2 separate regions of the Homo sapiens genome follow, and region 2 is linked to region 1. Evidence: chromatin loops called from intact Hi-C (ENCODE). Cell type or tissue: OCI-LY7. All regions are shown on one strand. Each heading gives the region's core, and the rest is flanking DNA. Links, peaks and the distances in the headings are about the cores only.

The links. Peaks named below come from ENCODE experiments on the same cell type or tissue, not always from the same donor. Only the 100,000 strongest peaks of a DNase experiment are listed, where the experiment ranks them.
Region 2: it touches region 1 in a loop (5-fold over the local background); 1 of 110 quality-filtered maps calls a loop at or near these places.

Annotation. Positions count from the first base shown.
Region 1 is chr2:155,141,415-155,152,871 of GRCh38, reverse strand. No RefSeq gene overlaps it. Among named protein-coding and RNA genes, the nearest start is that of KCNJ3, 450 kb to the right of the region's middle. RefSeq lists an enhancer at 6,722-6,781. In OCI-LY7, for the core only: a CTCF peak has its summit at 6,854; DNase peaks (open chromatin) are centred at 6,921 and 7,851; H3K4me3 peaks cover 3,916 bases; H3K27ac peaks cover 4,042 bases.
Region 2 is chr2:154,972,594-154,984,050 of GRCh38, reverse strand. The region is part of intron 2 of LOC105373696 (a long non-coding RNA gene); the gene reads left to right. Among named protein-coding and RNA genes, the nearest start is that of KCNJ3, 280 kb to the right of the region's middle. In OCI-LY7, for the core only: no CTCF peak of the experiment used is centred there; a DNase peak (open chromatin) is centred at 5,140; H3K27ac peaks cover 1,328 bases.

The DNA.
Region 1 (11,457 bases), core at 3,869-8,868:
CAGGGGGAGGTGACTGAACTATGGGAGCAGGTCTTTCCTAGGCTGTTCTCATGATAGTGAATGAGTCTCATGAGATCTGATGGTGTTAAAAACAGGAGTTTTTCTGCACGAGCTCTCCCTTTTGCCTGCTGGTATCCACATAAGTTGTGACTTGCTCTTCCTTGACTTTCACCTTCTGCTGTGATTGTGAGGCCTCCCCAGCCACGTGAAACTGTAAGTCCAATAAACCTCTTCCTTTTGTAAATTGCCCCATCTCTGGTATACCTTTATCAGTAGCGTGAAAACGGACTAATACAAGACCCCTTTCATGTGTTTTGAGAGTAAGTAATGAATACTAAAATTTAGAGAAAGCTGTGAGAGAAGTTTGACTTCCAAAAGTAAGAAAAATCCCATTCAGAATACAAAATGTATAAATATATTTAGGTTTATTGCTTTCAAATATGCCCTTTAAAATTGTGGTAGATACTGGGCTGTTCAGATTCTCCTTTATTCAGAAAATTTCTGCAGCCAAAGAAAGCTGTCTTATCCAAGGTGACATGCCTTCCCCATCCCCAGGACAGCCTGAATCCTAAGACTGCTTATATGAAGGTTTCAAAAGGCCTAGGCTCCCTTGGTTCAAAAATGACAAATCTGATGGGTGCTGCAGCTCAGGAACTCCAAGTAAGTGAGGGAAACCTCTGTTGCTACTACCTAGTCCCTCCCTCTCCCCTTTCTCACATGGGCATTTCCGCCTTGCCACCCTCACCCCAGAACACACTCTAATCAACTTTCTGGTTTCCAATTCCAGTTTCAGAATCTGCTTCCCTAAAGGGAACAATCAACGAAAATCCAGAAAGAAGTTATGACCAGTGATTCAGTTATAACTCACAAGCACTTATATCTTTCTCCAACCCATTGTATTCCAAAACTTTTATTTAAAGGGAGAGACATGGAATTGTGAGCTAGGAAAAATTATACCTATGGAAGATACAGGTTGCATCATAGAAATAATTGAGAGTAACCATGTAAAGCAATTAAGTTCCTGTGGAAAAACTGTATCTTAAAGCTCTACTATATCAAATAATTTTAAATGCTAGTAAGTACAGTCTATTAAATCAATTAAACTCTTTCATATTTATTTGAGTAAAACATATTATCTGAAGGCCTCCATTTCCCTGTTACCCTGTTACAGTTTCTAGAAATCACCACACAAGGTCAGTCTTTGTAATATGCTCTCTGACAGAGCAGAAAGAGTGGCCAAAATGCTTTCATTAGTTTATTGGCAGGGGGTGATCTGAATTAACAATCCAAGTACTAATACTGAGGACTTGCAAATATTGATTAGAATGAAAGCAATACATTAGGTGATTTAAAGTATGGATATGCTTTAGTAGTGGAAAAAGAATTGCATTTGGATCATGGGCAGCCAAATGGAAGAGGAAAAGAAAAAGAACGACAAGAATAATAAATAAAGAGAAGTTCCATGACATATCACTTAGATATGTTGTATTTCTAAAGAGATGTCAACCTGCATATTCATCTGAAGAAAAAAACAAAAGCCTACAATTTAAACAGAAAGAAAAGCAGCTCTTTGGCAAGAAAAACTTAGTGCTAAGCCTTTAACATGAAATCCAGATAGAGGATCAAATCTTCATGGCTAACCCCATAAAATCTAACAAAAAATGTGTTCCAGAGGGTTTGATCTAATAATTTGCAGCCTTTTAGGCACAGACGTTCCTATGATTTGAACACAACTTTAGGTTCTATATTTGGAAACCTATATTACTATGGTCTATAAACCAAGGATTCTAAAAAGAACAAGATGGAAATTATAGTTATAAACTATATAATTATAAAATAACCATTTAAACTGTGAGAAAAATATACTGTCCTTGTTAAAAAAAATAAAAAATAAAAAGCTTAGCAGAGTTAAAAGATCCTGTGGGGGCCGGGCGTGGTGGATCATGCCTGTAATCCTAGCACTTTGGGAGGCTGAGGTGGGCAAATCACGAGGTCAGGAGTTCGATACCAGCCTGGCCAACATGGTCTCTACTAAAAACACAAAAAATTAGCTGGATGCAGTGGTGGGTGCCTGTAATCCCAGCTACTTGGGAGGCTGAGGCAGGAGAATTGCTTGAACCCAGGAGGCAGAAGTTACAGTGAGCCAAGATCGTACCACTGCACTCCAGCCCAGGCGACCGAGTGAGACTCCACTCAAAAAAAAAAAAAAAAAAAAAGAAAAGAAAAGAAAAGAAAAAGAAAAAAGAAACAAGAAGTCCTGTAGGACATGTAGAACTGAATTAAATTTCCAACTGCTCTATCTATATGCTTTGTGATCGTGAAAGAGTCCATTAGCAGATCAGAAACACAACATTCCCATACAAAAAATAGGAGTGATAAAATACTATGTCATAGAACACTTGGAATAATTAAGATTTCATATGCAATATAATTAGCACAGATTTTGACATATAAAATGATGTACTAAGTAGTCCAATAATTATAATAATTTATTAGTAATTTTATCCTAACACTTAAGCTAAACACTTTTCCAATAATCCTAATTTGAACCTTCTATAACAGTAGGTAGAATTGAACTATTCTGATATTCTCTAGAACTCATTTTAAAAGACCACATTTGTATTTTGGCTTCTTAAAATCTGTTTGGAGCATTTTAAATTAAATTAAAATATACCGTGATTGAATCACAGTTGTACAAACTCTCATCAACACACACACACACACACATATACCATATATATTGTGCTTTTCATTTCAAAGCATGATAAATAAGAAATGGAGATCAATAAGTCCTTGTAAGCCTCCTGGGGATTTGTGTGATCTAGAAATGAGGATCTTGCTTAAAATCATCTTAGAGAGGGTCTTTTTAAAAGTCATTTTAAAGTCTGCTTTTTGTTTGTATATTTTTTACTTGGACTGATTTTTAAAACAATTCCAATTTATAAAACACATCAAGACACATGCTGAGAAACAAATTGGGTGAGTTGTGAGCCACGTCTGTGTAGCCACAAGGCCTGCTACACTGCACATCTCACCTCCTGCAGCCTTCACTTTATTAGTCTCTTGTACGTACCCATCTATTATCCAGCCCCATATTAAACACTGGCAGAAGTTAAAAGGAGTTTTAAAATATATTAACATACAATGCATTTTTTACAATGTGCCTGTAAACCATTCCATTAATCTCTGGAAAATTTAATAAAACCCTATGTAGTTTTAGAGCTGAAAATTTCTCTCCCATCATGTTAAAAGTATATATTTTTAAACAAGTGTTCCTTTACAATATAAATATTGCATAGATGATTAACTGTGCACTCTCTCTTTAGAAAATAAATCAAAATGCTAAAATCTACCAGTTATCTCAGATCAATGTTCAGATGTTCAGATGCTCTGGCGTAAAAGAAGTAATTTATGAGACTGACCCACCCACTGTCAAGGAAAAATGAGTTTGAGTGGAATGCCTCATGGAGGAACTTTGCTCAGCTAAAAATGTATGTGAAAACACTGAGCATAAAATGAAGTCAAGAAGAAGGAAAAGAATCCAGATGGAGATGACTATTTAAAAAATTAGACCAGAAAAAAAAACAGTCAAATATTTAGGATAATGAATTAATACAATGTACTTTTGGATTATTGATACGTTTATTTTCTTAATTGTGCCAGTGGTTCACAGTTTTGTATAAATATGTCAAAACTTTCAGATGGTATAATTTAAATTTGTACAATTTACTGTATGTCAGTGATACCTCAAGAAAACTATATAAACACAAACTAAAAGAAAATACAAAAGACAATAAAACAAAACAAAAATAACAAATAAAACATCCCAAATGCTTAGAAATTAAATTCTTAATAATACTTTAGTTATAGAAGAAATCATAATGGAAATTAGAAAATATTCTAAATAGTTATGAAAATATTATACGTAAAAATATGATATAAAACTAAAGCACTACTTTTAGGAAAATTTATAGAATTGAATAAATGTAAAAGAAAGGAAGCTAAAAAAATCAACAAAATCAACAAAACATAATTAATGTGGAAGTTAGAAACTATTAAAGAAGAATAAAAATCAAAGAAATAGAAAACATAAAATGAAGAACTCCCCATAAATTTTAAAGCTCAGACTTTGAAAATCTTAATAAAATCAAGTAATACCTTACAAAAAATGTATCAAGGAGAAAGAAGGCAAAACACAGTGTGATGGTTAATACTGAGTGTCAACTTGATCGAAGGATGCAAAGTATTGATTCTGGGTGTGTCTGTGAGGCTGTTGCCAAAGGAGATTAACATTTGAGTCAGTGGGCTGGGGAAGGCAGACCCACCCTTAATTTGGGTGGGCACCATCTAGTCAGCTGCCAGTGAATAGAAAGCAAGCAGAAAAACATGAAATGGCTAGACTGGCTTAGCCTCCCAGCCTGCATCTTTCTCCCATGCAGGATGCTTCCTGCCCTTGAACATCAGACTCCAGGCTCTTCAGCTTTGGGACTCAGACTGGCTTCCTTGCTCCTCAGCTTGCAGATGGCCTATTGTGGGACCTTGTGATCATGTGACTTAATACTACTTAATAAATTCCCAAATATACATATATATATATATATATATATATATATATATATATATATGAGTTTATTTTTACAAACTATGTAATATTTATAATAGAAGATATATATATATATATATATATATATATATATATATATATATATATCCTATTATTTCCATCCATCTGGAGAGCCCTGACTAATACACACAAATTGAAAATATCAGAAATTCTAGCAACCAATTGAAAAAAATATTGAATGATACTATTTATAAAAAGATAAAGACATAAATACCTAGAAATAAAAATAAAGTGGTATAAGAGCTCTAAAAACAAAACAAAAAACATATAAATCACTTTTGGGAGAAATTAAAAACTAATTAGGAATAAGCTATATGATTTTAAGAGTTAATATTAAAAATGTTGTTTTAAAACTGATACATAGATTTAGTGCAATTCAAAACAAATTTCCAGTAGTTTATTTTATGAAAATGAATACATGGATTGTCTAACTTACATGAAAATGCAAAAAAAAGAATAACAAAGACAATTATGATGCAGGAGAACTTAGAACACTAAGTATTTCATCTTCATGTAATTACAGTGTGAATGAACAGTGAGGTATGGGTACAGATAGAGATAAACTCATCAATAGAATAGAATATAAAGAGGGACACCCACACATATATAGTCAGTTGATTGTAACATAATACAAAAAATTAACAAAAGAAAAGGATAATTTGACAAATTGAACTTAAAGTTAATTAAAATTTTATATCTTAAAAGACATCATTAAGGGTTAGAAAAGGCAAAAAATCAAGAAAAGATTATAGTTAAATGTTTGTGTATACACACACACATATATGTATATATAACAAATATTAAAAATTTATAAAAGATGTCTCAGGTCAACAATATCAAGATAAATAACCTGATAAGAAGATAGGCTACAGACTTGGGCAGGTGCTTCAAATAAAAGCCATCCAAATAATGCATAAACATGTGAAAAGATGTTTAACCTCATTCATCATTGGGCAAACAAATGTTACAACAATGAAATCCCACTGTATACTTACTGGAATAACTAAAATATAATAAAATACTAATATTTCCAAGTGTTGGTGAGGATATGGAACTCTCATATATTGATGGCAGGAATGTGACTTGGAACAATCCCTTTAGACAATTATTTGGCAGTATTTACTGAAGCTAAACATACATATATTTTATAAAGTAGCAATTCTATAATATATTGTATTACCTAATAAGATGCTTGCATGTGTCCATCAAAGTACATGCAAAACTATATCATCATGATTTATAATAACTAAAATGTCCATCAATATTAAATATAGTGTGGCATATTCATATTATAGGATGCTTCATGTCAATAAAAATAAACTGAAATTATGTGTGACAACACTGATAAATCTCAGTAACATAATGATAAGCAAAAACGCTATATTCAAATGTTACATACAATAAGATTTTATGTATATGCATTTCAGAAGTAGGCAAAGATAATTAACGGTGTAGTTCAAAGGGGGTAACAGATGATGGTAGAGGTAATGACTATGAAACAAACTTACCATGTTATGTTTTCAATGAGTAATAGTATATACAAATGTCAGGAATGGAACATGCCTTTTCTCTCTTTACTTTCTAATTTATTTTAAAATCAAGTTTTCTAAACTAGAGATTTGCCTTTGCCTGGTGGTAACAAATGAAGAGTATTTAAGAAAGGTTCTGAAAGAAATATGATCAAATATGCAAGCCCCACTGATCCAAAGCTACCTTGTTGAAAAGACATCTCACAAATCTGAATCAATGCATATGGATTCAGAACAATACAAGTCAGATTCACTTAAATTGTCCATCTTTTATTCCCCTTTAAATCAAATATCAATAACCTTGGGGAGGTGATGCTGGCATTCAAATTAAATGACTTCTGGTTTTTCATGTTGTAGACCCGTTTATAATCTTCCCTCGTCTCAATTAGCCAAATAGGGAAGAAGAGATATTATTAATTATCTTATCGATCCACTTGTCACCTGAATAAAGTAGAAACATAGTGATTTGTTTTGCTTAATATGACCTCAGGAATCACAGCAAAAATAGTCAAGCTCCCAACTGTGCTCATTCTCTGCTACAAACTAAATTGTATACCCAGGCCTGTTACCTCTCCTTCCCCCTTATCTTTTATTATGTGTTACACAGGGTGTAATTTTGCTAAAACAAGCCCTTTAATTATACATTGCCAAAAGTGTCACCTACTGTTAAACGATTCCTGTGCTGCAGACAGAAGAAACCATGAACCCTGCAAGGTTCTGAAGTTTCCATTACGTGCACAGACCCCAAGAACAGCTGTTAACAAATCTGTTGGTGGTTTTGTGTAAAAAGCAGCCAGGCTGTGCTCCTGCTGTACTTTTGGTCAGAGAAAGCAATTTGCATTTTGACAGGCTTCGTGGGCAGAAGAAAAAACAGCACAGGTATAATAATAGCTCTAAATGAAAGATTTGGAGCAATGTTTTACTAATATTGAAAGTTTCCTTAAATAATGAGCAGCAATTAGAGAAAAATTATCTCAGGAGAACAGCAATATTAAGACTGTTTACTGATAACATAGACGAGAGTATTATTTTAAGGAACTTTAAGAAAAAGACGTGTGATTTAATATTTTATTAGACTGTTTAACATAAATTTTATCAAAATGAAACAGAAGATAAACTTAGGTAGTAATGTAGAGCAATTTTTCCTTTAAGAAAACTTAATAATTATTTCAGTTCTCCATTCTCTTACGTTATAAAATCTTTATCTATTTTGAACCTATTTTCCCACATACTTTTAAACTGTAATAACTTACATGTAAATATAGAGTATATGTATTGCTGCCAACCAAAATACTTAACTCTGTATTGCAATTGCTGCTCTGTTTTACGATTAGACCTTAAACATAGTGATCTAGAATTGAGCATGGGCCTTGCTGAATTTAAATACTAAGTCTAAATTTACTGTCTGCATTACCGTACTTAAATTATTTTACTTTAAGTTCCTCATTAAGTAATATAATACCTTCAAAAAATTTTACATTGAACACAGATCTCAAAATAAAATAATTTACATTTATAAAATGTTAATAAGAAAGTAATGCTTTATTACTGTGATAGAAGTTGATTGTATTTATCAATATTTGGTTTTTCTCTGCTTGCTGGACATACTTAAACACATTCTACAGACATTTTGCTTCTGAATGGGACCACAAGACACAATTCTGGCTAATGGAATGTGTGTTGCAGAATGGTGTGCCACTCCCAGAGCTGACCAAAAAAGCAGTCTTAAAAACACTCTCTTCTCTCCAAGGCCCTAGAAATAGCAGACACAATACAAGGTGGGGTCTCCCTAATCAGAGCTTGGAAAATAGTTGGGTACAAAGGCCACACAACAAGGATCAAATGTATTGGACTTCACATAAATGAGAAATAAAATTGCCCAGGAGATTTTGAGGATAACTTTTTTTAAGTTACCCTTTGCTAACTGACGTTATTATGTAGATATTTAAGCAGAATATGCATCTATTTCTAAGAAAATATTCACTCTATATTAACTTCCTTAACCCATCAGGATGTTTTTTGTTGTTGTTATTGTTTTGTAGAAAAGCCAGAGAATTTAAACGCTCATGTAATAAATATTCTAGATGAGAAACTTCAAAAACAAGTACTAAAAAATAGTACTTTAACAACCGAAGAAATGCATAATTATTTTAAGTCTCTAAAATCTTATCCTAACTATCTGTTACATAATATTAAATAAGCAGATGATTTTAAGGAGATAGTTTTATTCTATTTGCATGTTTGTTGAGAATCCATGCTATGCTGTGTTGGGGTCAGAAAACAAGACCCTAAAATGAAGGACTCAGAAGCAACCTCACAAGTAAACGTTTTTCTCTGACCTTCTCCTGTTCTGCTGCTTCTCAGTCCCATTCTCTCCAGAGGCTAGCTGTAGAAACTAGACTCCCTCTTCCCTAGGGCAGGCCATTGAAACCAGAACTGCTTTTCCCCAAAGACAACCATAAAACCTAAAAACATTACTCCAACTTTCCCTCCATCTTTCTGTGTAAAAAGTGGCCATAAAGAAATTATCCGACCTACCTTCTTTGGCTGTAAGTCATAACACCCCATTTCCAGAAAAAGTCCTGCCCCCACTCAGAAAGGAGAAAACATGCATAGAGAGGCCAAGAAGAATGTAAACAGACAGGCCTTGCTGGGCTTCTCCTCTGTCTATTAACATTAGATCATATGCTTTGTATACAATTATATATCTACACAGCTGTCCATACTTTGTTGAACCTAAGCAAATAAATAGACTATTTCCCCCTATATCTCTGTGTCTTCATTTTGAAAGCTCTCATGTATACATGTTAAATAAATTAGTATGCCTTTTCTCCAATTTATCTGTTTTCTGTGAGTTGATTTGTCAGCAAACCTGCAGAGGGCCAAGCAGAACTTTCCCCTTTCCCCTTACAGCTGTTATTGTTAGGTACAGAGAAAGATGTAAATCTTTCCTCTGTAAAAATAAAAACAAAAATGGCTTATAAGTAAGTGTACTACTGATAGGTATTTAATTATCAATAAATAGTGTGTTAACTCTATAATTCTTGAGTATATGGTATCTTTCAGACTAAAACTCAATCTCTTTGCTCGTAGTTTTATTATGATATTCTAATCTAGTTGTAATATGATATATTGGATTAATATAGCTAAGCATAATTATTTTATAAAAAGGTTTCAGATAAAGTAATACATACATATTTAAAATATTTTCTTGGAAAATGAACTACAAAGCAATATGCGAAAGTGGAAACAGCTTTCTTGGATAAAACTTTTAAAATAATACTTCTTAAGTATGATGTAACATTTTTTTCTAACATAGCTCTATGTTGACTAGACAATATATTTAGAAGATAAAAAGATAATGATTTATTTTAGTGACTCTCTGTCTGACTAACACATTTCTCATTTACACATTTTCCTTGAAGCTCTCAAAACAGCAGCAGCCGCTACAAGGCCCTGAGATTTCCAAGGCGTACATCTGCATGGCCACAGATTTCATCTCCCTCCCATCTAATTACTTTGTTTTCTTTTTGTCTTCTGCTAATCTCTGTCGATCTAACTTTCTAACATCTCACAGCTCAATACATTCTTTTTGCCTCCAACTTGGTCTTTTTACCTGTGAATCACTTCCCCACTGAAGGTCTAACATCTTAGTCCCACAATGAGTACAGTTTTTTAGAAATGATATTTCCAAATTGCCTGTGGCAAACTCAAAGCTTGGCATGTGATCCTTTTCAATGCTGCAGCTTTGAGAAATATATAAAGGATCTTAATAAGCTTTGCTTTTGTGTAAATTCAAGCTGTAGTATGGATAGGAAGTTCCCAGTTGGTTCAGAGACATCCTAACTGATATTGAAAATACAAACAGTTAAGCCAGCAGTATGAGGTAGGCCAAAGATCAAGACAGAACAGATGGGTCTAGCGAGAGTTTAGTTCAGACAGTTGAGGATCAAAATGGCATAAATCCATATGAAGTGCAGATCAATCAGGTAGACTGAATAAACAAAGAGGAAAAAAAATCCCCAAAAGTCAAGCCATTGAAGCTATCTTAATACATACTAAGCAAATATTTCTAAAATTTCATTTAATATAAAGAATCACATAGTAGCCTTTCCTTCTCTTCATTGCCAGACTTCTTCAAAGTTCTATAAAATAGTCTACCTTTATATTTTCAACTCTTATTTACTCACTTCATCATCTCTTTACAATCAAATTTCTGTCTCCACTGCCCTATAGAGATTTCTTCCTTTAGGGCCAAGAATAGACTTTTAATTGAGAGCTAATTGTTTCTATGCCTTCAACTTTGGCACTGCTTACTCACCCTTTTATTAATAAAATGCTTAGCAGTGAACTCTTAGCCTCAGTGGAATCATTTTTTTTCTGGTTTTGATTCTATGTTACAAACTTGTGCCTCCATTAGTTTTTAAATTACTTTTTCATTAGCTGAATCAGACTATATTTCAATGTGCTTGTAAAAACTGTTACCACCTCACCTCTTAAAACACTTGTTCTCACACCATATGCTTCGGATTTACAGTGCTTCTTCTATTTGCTTGTACATGACCTTGTTATGGGCCATCCTCTCTGTCTAAGGTGTCTTTTGTACTTTTTATCTGGTTAAATACTACTGGCCAAGACAGAATTAACATTTCTCTCATCTTGACTAAACTTTAGACGGGCATCCACCCCTCCCACATAGTCACCTGTAGAATTCAGGTGGCCTAACCACAGAGACCTTACCTCCCTTTTCTTAGCACATTTACTTTAGAACATTTGTAGCTGCAACTTTTTTCCTCTGCCCATTTGAGATGCAAATCCTTTAAAAAGCCTCCTTGCCAGTTGTACAACCCAGGACTATCTATCTCAACTACCTGAAGGCAATCCCCTTGAAATGTAATTATCAAAAATAAAAAATAATACCCCTTATCTCTCAGTCTCTGTGGAAGGATGGGGCTACTGTTGGTAGGAGCCTTTCTCGAAGTTGTAAAACTCCCTGCTGTCATAAAGATGCGAAAGAGCTTACCTTTCCTTTGGGTAAGGCCAATTAGCAAATACAGGTGGCCTGTGATCCTCCTATAGGAAATGGCCCCTGAAAGAGGCTTCGTCTTCAGAAAGGGAAACCTTCAGACCACAGCAGCTCTGTTAGAAGGAGACTAAGATGGGTTTTACCATCCTGATCATACTCACCTCTCTTTCTCTAATGTCCTGTCAATACATATCTGAAAGTCAGAGGTTCAGAGAGCCTGATGCAGGTCACATACCCACAGAGCTAGGTGGAGAAGGATAGATAGTAGACATAAAGAA
Region 2 (11,457 bases), core at 3,090-8,089, 170 kb after region 1:
CCACCTCATAGCATAATTATTAAATGAGATTATACACATGAAAGCACTTTGAAAAGAGCTAGGCAAATGTGAATTATCATTTTCAGAAATTTCTGCTAAATTTTAGCTCTGCTTCCTAACTAGATGAATAACTTTGGGACATTCCTACAGTGATTCCCAGAATCAGGAGACCTTTTTTCCCTTTAACTCTTGATGTGGCTGGGTCTTTCTTGCACCTCATATCTTAACTTCCTGGTCACCACCTCAGGGAGAGTTTCCATGACTCCCCAAACAAAATACTTTCCTCTTATTATTCTCTTTCTGGAGCCCTATTTCTTTCTTCACAAGACTTAGCACAGTTTGTAATACTTAAATCCTAACTGATCCCTTCACCTGGAGAAAGCTTTATGAAAAGTGTCTTTGTAATTTGTTACTTTGCTTATAGAACTCTAATTTTCATGAGGAAAGAAACCATGCCAATTTTATTCAATAACGTATCGACAACACTAATCACAAGGCCTGGCTCAGAACATTTGCAAAGTGAGGACAATAATAATTCATTAGTTACGTCAAAATATTGTATAATGATCAAAAGAGATTATTTACATAAAAATGCCTCCCACTCTTATAGAAACAGGCAAATTTAAGGTGCTGTGATTATCTTGAGGAATTAAAAGTTTACCAACAACCTTCAATGTGAGGCACAAAGAGTATAGAATTCCTGGACCAGCAAATAAGTAAGTTTTATCATTCTGGTTTTTGTCTTAAAATACCAGTGTGGAATGATGGGAGAATACCAAGATCATGTGGACAATACCTTTCTTAAGATTAGAGGTAGGTAGATGAAAGGCAGAGGAGACCTACAACCAAAGCTAGACCACCGGCCACTACTGCTCATTTTGCCTTTGACGTTACATGACTCAGAGTGGAAAAAAAAAGTGTTCCCCAAAGCACAAATAACAGTTAATGTGAGTATAGCTATTTCATGAAAAAATGAAATGCAACCTGGTACCCTATAGTCTCCTCAGTTAGAAAATGACTTATTATGCTTTTTTTTAACTTTTATTTTATGTTCACAGGTGCATGTGCAGGTTACTTTTTAGATAAACTTGGATCACAGGGGTTTGTTGTACGCATTATTTCATCACCTAGATACGGTGCCTAGTACCCAATAATTATTTTTTCTGCCCCTCTCCCTCATCCCACCCTCCTTCAGATATGAATACCTTATAGGTTTTCATTCTTTTCATACCTGAATCATCTTTGGTGGACTACTTCTGATAGCTTTGTATGTTTCATATTTGTACAGACAGCAAAAATTGAACATTTTCAACATCTGTATACAATTGCTCAAGACTTTGGCTTTATCACTGAGTCTTCATCAAAGAAGTTTGTGTAGTTGTTTTTTCTGTTAATTATCATATGGTTTTACACCAATTTAGGACTACTGTTGCTATCTGGTAGCACCAGAAATGGATTTTTCTCTATTTTATATTCTGTAGCAGAAAGGAGAGAAATACAAGGAATTACACAAAATATTCTGCATTTTGGAGGGCGGAAAACAATTTATACATTGTTCAGGACTACAAGATTAATGAGGACTACATCCTTTTAGGTTTACTTCCTGTGTTATAATCACATTTATCATATGCTATCCCTAGCTGAACATACAGGAAGTTGTATTTAAATTTTTATTTCTATTTATATGCTGGCAGATGTAGATATTTTAGTCAAAATCAAATGCATATTCTAAGGCAAGGCAGCAGAATTAAATACAAGGAACGGAGATATTACTTGTGGTTTGTATGAACAGGCGATGCTTGTTTGAGATGGTGGATGGTGGTATTTAGTCTGGAATGTGAAGACTAGTGTGATCTCAACAACTATATATCAAAATGAGAAATATTTTAGGCAAATGAAATAAATATCTGACATTTTCTTTTAAGTAAATACAAGCAGTCCAAATTATTACATGCAGAAGCGTAGAAATAAAGAAGGCCATAAAGGTAATTTGAGTTTGGATATGGAAGTTCTTTACCATTATGTGAAAACATAACATTTAAAAAAAGAAACAGTGGATCCTGACCAGGTTTTGAGCAACAGATTGGAATGATTAAGACTTTGGCAAAATCAGCCTTGCAGGTATAAATTAAAGTACAAACAAAATCATAGAATTCAGATTTTTGAACAGTCAAGAGATCAAGCAATAGGACTAGATAAGAATACCTAAAACAAGAATTGTGGCTGTTCAAACCATCTAAGACAGAAGAAGTCCAAAAAGACATTTTGTTAGGAATATAAAGCTCAAAGACTGTATGAAAATAGATACACAATGTCATAAATTTGCTGAAATAATGATGTGCTCCTAAATGAGGCATTTAAATTTTTCATCAGCTGACAAATGATAGCAATTTAACAATGACGATTAACTGAGGTAAAGTCAATGGCAATTTAACTTTGCATTCTGAGAAAGACGTAATTGAAAATATACAAGAATAGCATATATAAATTAATTGAGATAATATGATAAAAATGGAAACACCTCTAGACTAATCAGGAGATATTTTCTCACAAGGCAGCATGCTTCTATGGAATTGGGTTCACTATTTGCAACATAATAAATATGGGTAGGCTATTTCACACAGCTTCTTCCAGCTTTCTTAAATTCTAAGACTATGACTCGGACATGAACAGACACTTCTCAAAAGAAGACATTTATGCAGCCAAAAAACACATGAAAAAAATGCTCACCATCACTGGCCATCAGAGAAATGGAAATCAAAACCACAATGAGATACCATCTCACACCAGTTAGAATGGCGATCATTAAAAAGTCAGGAAACAACAGGTGCTGGAGAGGATGTGGAGAAATAGGAACACTTTTACACTGTTGGTGGGACTGTAAACTAGTTCAACCATTGTGGAAGTCAGTGTGGCCATTCCTCAGGGATCTAGAACTAGAAATACCATTTGACCCAGCCATCCCATTACTGGGTATATACCCAAAGGACTATAAATCATGCTGCTATAAAGACACAGGCACATGTATGTTTATTGCGGCATTATTCACAATAGCAAAGACTTGGAACCAACCCAAATGTCCAACAATGATAGACTGGATTAAGAAAATGTGGCACATATACACCATGGAATACTATGCAGCCATAAAAAATGATGAGTTCATGTCCTTTGTAGGGACATGGATGAAATTGGAAATCATCATTCTCAGTAAACTATCACAAGAACAAAAAACCAAACACCGCATATTCTCACTCATAGGTGGGAATTGAACAATGAGAACACGTGGACACAAGAAGGGGAACATCACACTCTGGGGACTGTTGTGGGGTGGGTGGAGGTGGGAGGGATAGCATTGGGAGATATCCCTAATGCTAGATGAAGAGTCAGTGGGTGCAGCGCACCAGCATGGCACATGTATACATATGTAACTAACCTGCACATTGTGCACATGTACCCTAAAAGTTAACATATAATAATAATAAATAAATAAATAAATAAGACTATGACTCAAGAAATGAGGACTTCAAATTAGGTAGTTTCTAAGATTGCTTCCAGCTGTAAAATTACATTATTCTATACATCTAGATTCTTACATCTTTAATTTTTTAATTTACAGTTTTCTTAATAATTAGATTTACCAATAATTGGATTAAATTATATTGACTTTTTTGGTGGTATGTATATCTATGTATGTGTGTGTGTTTGTGTATATGTGCATATATATATATATATGTGCAAATGTATTGAGGTAATTTTTTCCTAACAGTAAGTTTAATCACTAACCCCCATAGTTTTATTGTATTGTAATTGACATGTGTTGAACTACACATATTTAGCTATACAGTTTGATATATTTTTACAAATGCATATGCCTGTGAAACCATTAGTACACTCCAGATAATGAAACATTCATCACATTAAAGAGTTTCCTTGGGACCCTTTAAAGATGTCCCTCCAGTCACTGTTTACTCCATCCCCAGGCAACCACTAAACAACATTCTGTCACTATTCGTAAATTTTTATTTTCTAGAAATTATGTAAATAAAAAACACAAAATATGTACAGTTGACCCTTGGATAATATGAGCTTGCACTTCACAGGTCCACTTGTACATGGATTTTTTTAAAACAAAATTTACACTGAATATTCCTGTCTGCCTCTCCTGCTTCCTCTTCCACTTCCTTTACCTTTTCTGCCTCTGCCACCCCAGGACAAAAAAAACAACTTCTCTTTCTCTTCCTCCTTGGTCTACCCAACATAAAGACAACGAGGATGAAGACCTTTATGGTGATATATTACATATAACAGGCAAAATATGTGTTAATTGACTGTTTATGTTATTAGTAAGGCTTCCAGTAAATAGTGGGCTATTAGTAGTTAAGTTTTGGGGAAATCAAAAATTATACATGGATTTTTTTACTGCACAGGGGGTTGGTTCCCTTAACCCCTGTGTTATTCAAGGGTCATCTCTACTTCTTTTCGGTCAGGCCTCTTCGCTCAGCATAATTATTTTGTGATTCATCCATCTTATAGCATGTGTCAATATTTCATTCCTTTTCATTGCTAAGTAGTATTCCATTGCATGGATATCGCATGAATATACCACAGTTTGGTACATATTCACCTTCTGATGAACATTTGGTTTGTTTCCGGTTTTGGAATATTACAAATAAAGCCTCTAGGAACATTTATATACAAGAGTTTTTGTACATATGTAGTTGCAGTGTTTTCAGCAAGAAATCTGTCATCCTTATGTTTGTTCCTGTGCACATAATGTATCTATAACTACTTTCAAGAGTCTGTCTTTATTGCTGGATGTGAGCAATTTTATTATAATTTACCTTTGTGCAGTTCCCTTCCTATTTCTTGTGTTTGGGGTTCATTGGGATTTTTAGATCTATGGGTTTATAGCTATGATCAAATGTAGATAAATTTTGATATTGCTTCTTCAAATATTTTGTTTCCTAATCCTCCTTTCTCTCTTATTTGCTTCTGCCCCATGGAGGACTCCAAGTATACATATGTTTAGGCTGCTAAAAGTTGTCCAACATTTCGTTGACACTGTGCTCATTTTTGTTTATTTATTTTTATTCTCTTTGCTCGTGGTTTGGATCATTTCTATTGCTATGCTTTAAATTTCACTTCCCTTTTCTTCTGCCACATCAACTCCATTATCAGTGCAGTTATTTTCCACCCCATATGCTGTTGTTTTCATTTCTAGAAGTTTGAGTTGGGATTTTTAAATATATATCCTTCATATCTTTCCTTAAATTTTGGAAAAAATGAAATGAAGTTATAATATTTTAATGTCATCGTTTGCTGATTCTAACATTTCTGACAGTTGTGGGTCAGTTTTTCTCCTCATTTTGGTTTGCATTTTCTGGCTTCTTTAAATGTTTAATGATTTTTGGTTGGATGTCAGAAATTGTTAATCTTGTTATATTTTGAATATGTTTATATTTCTGTATTACAGATTTTTTTTCTAGGAAAAAGTTGTTTGTTGGAAGGGCTTTAAACACTTGGGTTTTTATGGTTTATTAGTCATAAACAGAGTCATGCCCAGTCTAGAGGAAATTACAAGTATTGAGACAAAATTTTTATGAGTACTCTATGCTGTGTACTGTGAATCATGAGATCTTCCAATCTGGCTGGTGCGTACAGGCAATCTTCTAAACCTCGTGTATTGCTGTGTCGTTGTTCCCTCACATCCTTTTGGGAAGTTCATCCCCCAGGCTTGCATAGTTTCTTCATATGCACTCACTCGATGATTAGCTGAATGCTTGAAGAGACTTTCTGTAGTTCCCTGAAATTCTTTCTAACCACAGCTCTCTACTCTCCTGTATGCTCTTTATGAACTCTTCATGTGCTCGAGGCAGAGTTTACTGGGATTTGCCTGTGCATCCTCTCCCTGTGCCCTACTCTGGTAGCTCAAGAGAATAAGCTATATAACTGGGCTCATCTCATGTGTTTCCCATCACTTAGAAATTATCATTCTTCATTGTCTGATGGTCACTTTCTGGAAACCATTGTGTTTGTCCATTTTGTGTCATTTCAGAATAGAAGCAGGTGAGGGTGATGGTAAATTATGTCTATGTTTTATCTATGTTGGACAAAAGCTTTATTTGATTTTTTAGCTTAAGGGTCTCTCAATCTCAAGATTTTTAGGAAGTAGGAAGGATATTCTACTTTCTAAAAAAGTCTCAGTTATGCAGTTAAATATATTGCTATGAATTACCATTTATCTCCAAGTAACAAACTACTTATTAAGGAATATCCATATAAAACCTTTAAACCATACCCACTCTATGTGTTATGTCAAGGTATAATTATCATCATAAAAAATCAGTAGTGTCACCTAGGAGAAGATAACTGGCCACCAAGAGAGATCTTTCCAAGATGGCCTTTAACTTGGTGAACTCAGTAGTGCCTAAAGTCAGTCTCTTTACTTTAATAACTCAGAAAATAAGTCATGTCAATGTGCCTAAACATAGGGTAATTGGGATTTTTAGTTGATGCTGTATATAGAATTATAGGATTCTATGCAGAAATAAACAAATGAAAGCAAAAACAAATGAAATATATATGTGTGTATAATATATGTGTGTATATATAGTATATATAGCATATTTTATGGTAAATATAAAATATATATTTCAAATGTATGTACATATATTTTATATATTTCACATATATTTATGTATATATGTGTGTGCATGTATATATGTGTGTGTATATTTTTCACATATATGTATGTGAAATATATATTTCATACACTATGCATATACACACATATATACACAGTTGTATATTTTTATAATATATACACACAAACATGAAATATATATATATATATATTTCACCTACTATATGTATGCCAGGCTCTGTTAGATACATTGATAATGACATGTCAAAATAATCATTTATGAACTTACAAGGAGAAATATAATTGTCATGAAGATCAAACAGTCATTTTACTCTAATATGTTTGTCCTCTTTCTGTATGTAAGCAACATGAAAAGTCAGTAGCATGCCTAGTGATGAAGAATTTATATGTTAAATGTAATAAAACCAGTTCATTGGAAATGCATTTACTGTGGCAATGTCCATTTTTAAGAACATATTTCCAAATAGAATCAGTGAAGAATATAAATTTGAGTATATAAACATTGACTCAAGTCCTGCCTTGAGTTGTTAAACATTACACTACATCTTAAAACACGATTTAATTTGAAAAAAACTCTTCTCTATGTTAGATTCTGAGTGACATTTGGTTTTAAGATAAAGATCAGTGTGGGCTTTGAAATAATATTGCATTCCAGCTACTAACTAAACTGACTTCCTTAGAACATTTATAAATGTTGTACAAACCATTCTAAGGAATCCCAAACATTACTGTTTGGTTGAGGCTTTATTTTGCACATTTGATTTTAGTGACACAAAGAGAACACTGAATTTGGTTGGCAGACATTATTATCACATTTCATTTCAATGGTATAATTTGTAAAGCCCATTCAAGCTTTTCTATATTTCATTCTACAGCATTAAGAAACTTCATAATTTTCTTAAATCAGTTGCATACATCTGCATGCCACAGTCTTTTTGTGGATCAGATTGACTTTTTTGTATTTAGAGATAATGTTACTGGATACTAAAGAGGCTTAAAAGAATGTATTTGTCCAGAAGTTCCCTTTATACCACCCAGAACTCTTCCGCCTTTGTAGTAGCCATGCAACAGTAGCTAACTAGCTTGATTTTGCTTGAGGAAATCTGCCTTTATGCCACTTAGAGAAAATTACTCTTAACCATGTTGTAAAAATAAAAGTATAAAAAAACTAACTTCCATTCAAATTGCTATCCTATAAAAAGATTATTGTGTACTTTGGAAATAGTTTTATTTGATGAGGGGAAAATGTACAATGTTTGGCAGAAATTAGCTATCAAACATTTCAGATAATTTACTGAGAAGTGAAGTTTTCATAAATAATGAGTTGTGTCTTGATGGTGTTATTGTATGGTCACTATTAGACATGATTTCTTTCCAGGGAAGGCTCAGAGAAAGACTACGAATTGAAGAAAGGAACGTGTATCAAACTACATGTTTTTGAGAAAATTAAATTTCCATACTTACATAAGTAATAATAGCAAGGAAATATATATTAATATTACTATATTAACATTTGTTCTTTTTAAACAAATTCTTACAAGAACCTTTAATTAATATAAAAGCTCATATAAAATATACTTATTTTCAACTTGATTATATTTCATCTACAACTTATCTTCTTGTACTTTCACTTTAAATGCTTGAGTTTTATCATTTAGATCATTTAATCTATGTATCTAACATAATACAATAGCAGAACTATAATGTTATAGCTATAATGTTCTGGGCAAGAGGTAAACAAACTATTCCTTAAAGATTTTATTGTTTTCATCAAGCTGACTCAGTATGAATAGAATTTGAAGATGTATCTATAAGAATACAATGCACCATTTTTTAAACATTGTGCTTCTGCTTCTGCCAGCAACTGGCCACTACATGTATTGGAGGCATTTAAGATCATCTAGTTGCACTGTAAGAGCCACTTTTTCCTTCCAGGGAAATAAATATTTCCCTTAAACATATTTTTAAAACAACAGATGAGATCAATAACATTGAAGAAATAATACGAGCATAAAGTCTTTCAGCTTTACTTCTCAAGCTATACTAGAGGAGACTTTAACAAGGTATTGAGACAATAAAAGAGTATAAGGTGAGGAATAATATTAATCTAATGCTTAGCTATTAAAAGTCTACATTATAAAGGCACTCGGTATTGGGATGAATAAGGAAGTACTGTTTGGTGAGCATCCATGATGAAACCTCTCCTAACTTTCCCTAAAAATCCCAGAAGTTAGAAGAAATAAAGGATATCCATTGAAATTTAGAACTGATTAACATAAGGTATTTCTACTAACTGCAAAGATAGACCCAGTTAAGAAAAACAAATCACTCTATATAGAGATGGAGAGCTATCCTTTTATGCTATGAATTACAACTCTCACATTATCAGAGCACGATTTCTCAGATTTCTTTTTAAAGTAAACTTGCAAATATGGTTAAAAATGAAAAGCAAAACTAAAAAATTATATTTTAAGAGGAGAAATAAATTATAGTTATGATTTGATGACAAGAATCTGAGTATCAAATCTCAAAGTATATTAACAAACACAGGTAAAAAGACAAACAATACTAAAATTAAAACATCTTACATACCTTCTAAATCATAGGCGAAGATAAATGGCAGGTAGAGTAAGTCATTGATGGTAAAGAAAGAGGGAGAAAGGATATATCAGAAAGAAAGAAAAGTTCCAGAAATCTATCTTCCCCTCTTTAAATCCAGAGGAAATTACACAATAAATATATTTTTAATGCAAAGTCATGAGAAACACACAATAATCACGAGCAAACTAAGAGAGTGAGGCTATTCTAGATGGCATAAAGCAGATGACTGTAGACTGGGAGCAAAATCTACTTAAAAAAACAGAAGAACATACTACTCCAAATAGAAACCAGAAGGCAGAGAGCATTTAAATACAGAAAAAGACAAAAGAAAGAAAGGAAACATTAACGGCAAGAAAACAACAAAACACATTTATCTCCTAAAAGAACTCTGAAGAGAACCAGGAACAGAAGAAATGAAGGATGAAAAACATGAGACGTTGTCAAAATAAAATTAATTAAATGTAGGTCCCTACACTCAGAGCAGCCAACTTAAGAACAGGAACCAAAGCTAAATCACTCAACACTGCTCTCTAAAGTCATAGTTCTGACAGGACACTCTTAGAGTGACCATGGTTGCTAGGGCCTGATAATCAAAGCAGTGTTTGTGATAATTCATTCACTATATGCAACCTCATATCCAGACTCTCTCTCTCAAATATCACCTGAAAACTTTACTATAATAAAAAAATGATGTCACATAAAGAGCATGACTTGTTACTGCTTAAGAAATACACTCCATCTTTCAAAAAGTAATATGCCTCCTTCTTCACACGATGTAAAAATAAAAGCAATCTTCTATATTTTGAGAAAATGTTGCCACATCAATAAAAGAGACAAATCAATATCAACAAACTGAAAAACTCCAAAGAAACAGAATTAACTTAAGAAAGAGATGGTGTTAAAATGAGTAAAATGGATGTTTCTCTGGTGATTCAAGAAAAATAAACCATATTCTGAAATTAAATGCATGCATCAAAATCAAAAAGAGCAAAACAAAACAAATACCTTCAACACATAAAATTTAAATATTTAGTTTTTATAAAAGATGTTAGATCACTACCTCACACCACACACAATTGCCAGGATGGTTAATAGAATGTCCATCAAGCTGTTTAAAAAAGTGAACTATACAAGCAATAGAAGACTTCAGGTAATGGTGTACTTATTTTTCCTTGCTGTATTTCCAGCATCTAGAAAAGTGTATGACAGAATAGGTGCTCAGTAAATATTTGTTAAAGCCTCAATTTCAATTGGCTATACTTCCCAGAATGCCTTTGTCTCACTATAAAACCAGAAAAGTAAAACCAAAGAAGCTCTGTACTTGGGGACATTCACAGTGATTGGGGGCTAACACTGGGCTGAAAACTTGCAAAAGCTGTGAAAGTTTACACACTGAACTATAAGACCATGGCATCTTATTCTGTTTCAGGAATGCCAATAGCTAAATATAAAACCTATCCTTACCACTACCATGAAGGAGATTGAACTATTCATCTCTACAAAAATTAAATGTACCCAGAGTAAAAATATATTGTTATTTGCTTGTCTCACAAGGAAGAAACTGGCTCACCACCTCAAAATCTGGTGTGAATCTGGTACTCATCCAGAGCCTCCAATCAAATTTTTGGTGTCTTCCTCTTCAAATAAACAGCCAAGGTTCACTTGACTTTTGGGAAAATAATCCATGTAAGAAATTCCAAGGATTACTAAAAAAACAAAATAAAAATAAGCAAAGACAATGTGGACAGCAAAAACAAAACAAATCTTCAAAATCTACAGTATATCTATCCACAAACTAAAACAAAGGATGCTATTAAAAAAACAAAGAACAAAAAGAAATGTAAAATATAGATAATTTTAAAAATGAAGAATAATAAAACAACTCTGAGGAATCATTTATAAAAATTTTAAATTAGATAAAGATACAGATGATTGAAGGGAAAACAGTAGTGAATTAGAGAATCAATCTGGGAAGAACAGTGTCAGAATAGTTGAGACACTATCAACCAGCCATATTGCCTTGGTTTGAAATCTAGATCCTTACCTTACTAGTTATGTGGCAGTGAGTGTCAGTTATGTTGTGTATAAATTAGGGAATACGACAGGATATTCTTCATATTATTGTAATAAGCTGAATGTTAATATTAGTAAAATCCCCAGAACAGAACCTGATATAAATACCATATCAGTTT